2 separate regions of the Homo sapiens genome follow, and region 1 is linked to region 2. The links are chromatin loops, found by intact Hi-C in ENCODE. Cell type or tissue: HCT116. All regions are shown on one strand. Region 1 overlaps ZNF608 (zinc finger protein 608). Region 2 has its middle 440 kb from the start of CSNK1G3.

What was found. Peaks named below come from ENCODE experiments on the same cell type or tissue, not always from the same donor. Only the 100,000 strongest peaks of a DNase experiment are listed, where the experiment ranks them.
Region 1: it touches region 2 in a loop (2.0-fold over the local background); 5 of 110 quality-filtered maps call a loop at or near these places.

What each region holds. Positions count from the first base shown.
Region 1 is chr5:124,738,002-124,740,501 of GRCh38, reverse strand. The region is part of intron 2 of ZNF608 (zinc finger protein 608); the gene reads left to right. Among named protein-coding and RNA genes, the nearest start is that of ZNF608, 7.4 kb to the left of the region's middle. RefSeq lists enhancers at 1,247-1,854, 2,463-2,500. In HCT116, a CTCF peak has its summit at 1,007 (motif pointing left); no DNase peak of the experiment used is centred here; H3K27ac peaks cover 116 bases.
Region 2 is chr5:123,948,622-123,951,121 of GRCh38, reverse strand. No RefSeq gene overlaps it. Among named protein-coding and RNA genes, the nearest start is that of CSNK1G3, 440 kb to the right of the region's middle. In HCT116, CTCF peaks have their summits at 919 and 1,155; no DNase peak of the experiment used is centred here.

The DNA.
Region 1 (2,500 bases), 790 kb before region 2:
GTCCCATATGAATTCTGCCTAGAGTGTAGTGTATCTACTGTGAAATAAAAGGGCAGAGGGGTCACTTGCTATAATTAAAGAACAGAGTCCATTGTTGTCGGACAGCAAACTGTTTTGAAAGCTACATAAGAGGTTTAGCTGTTAAAGACGTTGGTAACTAAGGGTGGCGTCCAAATCAGCATTGATCCAGCTCCTTACTTTTCTATAGGCCTCCTCACAGGGTGACAGGGCTTTTTGAGGGAGGGGGCTGCCCTTTCCCCAAGAACACATGGAACTTAGGTATTTGTGTAATCAGACCCATCACTGAATTCTGACTTTGGTGTGTGAAATCCGTTTGCTTTGCTGGAGAGAGAAGGAATATGCATAACTGATCAAGATTGTCCTATAGGAGATAAATAATGTTTTGCAACTTTTAATAACTTTGCAAATAGTCTGTAAAAAACGGTGGGGGGAGGGATTGATAGTCCAAATGTCGTGAGGTTAAGAATGCTCTTCAAGTGAAATTGCTTGGCTGCAAGATGGTTTTAATTAGACTGTTATAAAGACTTATTTTTCCTAAGCAGCATTTTATAGTTAGTAAATGAAATGTATGCCGAAAGTGCTAAGCAGAAATCTCCCTAACCACAGAGGTGTTCAATAACCAGATTCGAACAACATGGAAAGTACCATCTGTTCTTCGTTTTCAGCGTGAAAAAGAGGGATTGAATGGCTGCGATTTGCTCCAGTTTCGACGGTGTCTGTGTGTGCGCGTGTATTCTTTTTTAATTTAAAAAAGTTCACCTGGTACTTCATAGAAACTTGAAATTGCAGTAATATGAGCAACACTGTGAAAACACATGTTCCTGCATTTATTTTAACCAGTTCCACTTTTATTTAAAAGATTTCCAGAAGCCCAGCCATTGAACACTTTATAATGGTTATACAGTTCCTGCAGGCAATCACAATGAGCGGTCAGCTTTTCCAAAGATCTGACTATTTAGTCAGTACTTGAATTATTCTGTCAATTTTCCCCCTGGAGGCAAGGAGGGGAAAAGGCTCTCACGCCAACTCTGGTCAGCGTTTATCAGTTAATCTAATTGTGTGTGATATTGCTGTGGACTGGTGTTTACTATACATAGACCTTGCTCTTGTTCAGAGCTGTAATCTAGGATTGTTGATAATGAGGAAAATATCCTTTTAAGGAAGGGTAACTTTTGAGTCCTTGACTTTTAGACACTAAGAATCTTGGTTCTGGGTTTAGTTAGAGCCCTGGGTAAAACATTATCCGGCCTTTGTTTGAGGTCTTTTATTGAAGCTAATGACTGGGCTTGTGCCTCCCTGAGATAAATGACATTATCTCTGAGTGGCCTGACAGGAAACAGACATGTTAATGGTGAAGCTGCGGGGAGGATCTGCTTGGGTTCTGACAAAAGAGTCGAGAAAGGGACCCCTGGTTGTGGTCATTAACACATAATGCATTCTTGCTCTTCCTAAGAGGCCCTTGATAATTGGAAAGCTATTTTAGCCACAAGCACTTAAATCATAAATCTACTACTCCTAGTTCTTTGCATTCTTAAAAGTAGCAAAGTAATGTGTTTTTTGTTAACAAGTGTGTGATCTGGTTTTTTAACGTGGTGGCAGCTCTAGGCTGCCTGGGTAATGACGTGTGGGAGAGCTGCACGTTGAATTGTTTTTATCAGTTGAGATCCTTCTTTGTCTTTCAGCATTGCTCAGCCATCCCTCTACTTTAATAAAGTGAAAAGTGGGTACAGAGCTGAAAATAAGTCATTTTTATGCTTGAAGATGTCTTGTGGGAGGGGGATAAAATCTGTTTCATAAGATATTGTGCAGTGATTTGAATGTGATGAAACCTGACTTGGAGTGTATGTTTTCAAAAGTCATGAGTATAATTGAGTTTCAATGCAGTTTAAACTCTCTGCTTCTTGAAGGAAGATAATTGCCACATTGAACACACTCTAGAGGTGTAGAAGAGGTGGCAGGATCATGTTATTCTATTCTTTAATATTAAGCACTGGAAGTTTTTCATAGTAATTACTGCAGCACAACATAGTTTTGATTGCCAGCACTCTGAACTTGCCAGCAATCTGAACATCAAGGGTTTTGCTTGAATACAAAACACTTTATTCCTAAATTACTTGTATTACATTCCTGTGTTATATGGAAGTCAGAACTAAGGAAATACTGGGCTATCCTTGTTAGCAACATCTTAGGGAAAATAACCCTTCTTCGCTAGGATTCTTGTTGATAAATGATCATAATACTCTCCTAATGTAGTCATTGAAGATTAAAGGGATGGAGAACAGGTGAGCTCCCTGCCTCAGTGATGACTTAGACTGTCATTAGAGAGTAAGTAATATGTGTATGATATTGGTGCCCTGTAACTGGTATGTCATAGGTGTGTGTATATAAATGTTGTAACTGCATATACAGATGTTGGATTGGGAGTATTTAGTTAGTATGGGTTTTATTCTTTAAAAAATGTTCACTGTTGGTTTTACGT
Region 2 (2,500 bases):
CTCTTTATTATTTGGCAGTCTGTGATAAAATGTGGCTCCATGGACACTACTCCTAATAAAAACTTCATTGGCAAGATTTATTCTATTTAGCATTGCTAATAGAGAGGCATCTCTGATTAGAAAGCCAGGACACTTTTGGAGGGAATACGTGCTGTGAGTTTCCTGGCAATTGGCTACAGAAGGGAATGAGAAGTCTACATTCTATGGTGTTTCTTTAACGACTCACAGAGATTTACTAGACGCTAGATGCATGTGGCTTTACCTGGAAAAGTAAAGTTGCCTAACAGGGAACTCTGAAGGAAATTTGAAAGTTCATCACAACTATTCCTAAGCCTTCAATTTCCCATATTCACTTTCTTTTCCTTTCACAGTTTTGAGTATTTATATTAATTAATTTTCTATATGCCTGTCCTTTATGGTTAATAATCTAAAATTCTATTTAAAAAGTAACACATGCAATTATATACATATATATGTATGTATGTTGTATGTATGTATGTAGTGGAACTAGGATGGTTTGAGTCTGAACTGCACATGTAGTCCAAACCTGTTTTTGTTTCAAGGATTCGATTTGGCCTTCTTTTTGCCCAGACTCATGCATTCTCACAGGCTCTAGCCTTTTATTATTCTGTGGAAAAGACCGCTGAGTGAAATATCTGAAGGTAGTAGACAAGCAACGCTGCCAGACAGTGAGAATATAACATCCCTCTGCTTCCCAGTGTAGGCCCAGTGGGCAGTTAACCATTTCAGTGCCACCGTGGTGCACGCTTGACTCGCACACCTAGGCTGGTGGCTCAGCACACACCCTGCGTTTCCTCCCTGATCCATTTTTACCCTGCACTGAGGCAGTCAAGGAACCCCTTACAGTGTTCTCACTAATTATCTCTGATGTGCGGTTGGCAAGATTATTTGCTACGCTCTGTCTATATTCTCTGCTAGGTTGGCCTCACCCCTTGGGAGATAAGAAGATGTGTGTCTTTGAATCAAAAGATCTGAAAATGCAGTCAAGATGTACTCCTGTGATCCCTTAATGTACTTTAAGCCAGGGCCCCTTTTATTGTCTCTCAAACACCATTTCCCAAGTGCACTGCAGTGTCAGCCTATTCTTCAAAGTGCCCTTACAGAGAGCACCTGATGTCCCCAGCTGGAAGAAAAGTGAAGGACAGGCACGACCCTGCTGCTTATCATGCAGGGCCTAGAAATACGTCATGAGGAAGCACCATTTTTCCCACTGGGACTGGGGGTAAATGCAGAATCTCTCTCAATTTCAAAGTCCTCCAATGCTTCCTGAAGACAGCGGTATGTATATGTGTGTGTCTCTGTGTGTGTGTGTCTCGTTTTTTAATATGGCCTGATTATACAAATGACATTGAGAGGTGACAGTGTGCTGGCAGCCCTCACAGCCCTCACTTGCTCTCAGTGCCTCCTCGGCCTCGGCGTCCACTCTGGCCATGCTTGAGGAGCCCTTCAGCCCACCACTGCACTGTGGGGGCCCCTCTCTGGGCTGGCTGAGGCTGGAGCCAGCTCCCTCAGCTTGCAGGGAGTTGTGGAGGCAGAGGCGCGGGCGGGAACCGGGGCTGTGCGCCGCGATTGCGGGCCAGCGGGAGTTCCGGGTGGGCATGGGCTTGGCAGGCCCCGCACTCGGAGAGGCTAGACAGCACTGCTGGTCCCGGGCAGTGAGGGGCTTAGCACCTGAGCCAGCAGCTGCGGGGGTGGCGCTGGGTCCCCCAGCAATGCCGGCCTGCTGGTGCTGCTCTCAAATTCTCGCCGGACTTTAGCTGCCTCCCGGTGGGGCAGGGCTCGGGACCTGCAGCCTGCCATGCCTGAGCCTCCCCGCTGCCATGGGCTCCTGTGCAGCCTGAGCCTCCCTGAGGAGTGCCACCCCCTGCTCCGTGGCACCCGGTCCCATCCAAAGCCCAAGGGCTGAGAAGTGTGGGCGCACAGCGTGGGACTGGCGGGCAGCTCCACCTGCGGCCCCAGTGCGGGATCCACTAGGTGAAGTCAGCTGGGCTCCTGAGTCTAGTGGGGACTTGGAGAACCTTTATGTCTAGCTAAGGGATTGTCAATACACCAATCAGCACTCTATGTCTAGCTCAAGGTTTATAAATGCACCAATCAGCACTCTGTATCTAGCTTATCTGGTGGGGACTTGGAGAACCTTTATGTCTAGCTAAGGGATTGTGGATGCACCAATCAGCACTCTGTGTCTAGCTCAAGGTTTGTAAACACACCAATCAGCATCCTGTGCCTAGCTCAAGGTCTGTAAATACACCAATCAGTGCTCTGTGGGGACTTGGAGAACTTTTGTGTCTAGCTCAGGGATTGTAAACACACCAGTCAGCACCCTGTCAAAACGGACCAATCAGCTCTCTGTAAAACAGACCAATCACCCTCTGTAAAATGGACCAATCAGCAGGATGTGGGTGGGGCCAGATAAGGGAATAAAAGCAGGCTGCCTGAGCTAGCAATGGCAACCCGCTGGTTCCCTTTCCACACTGTG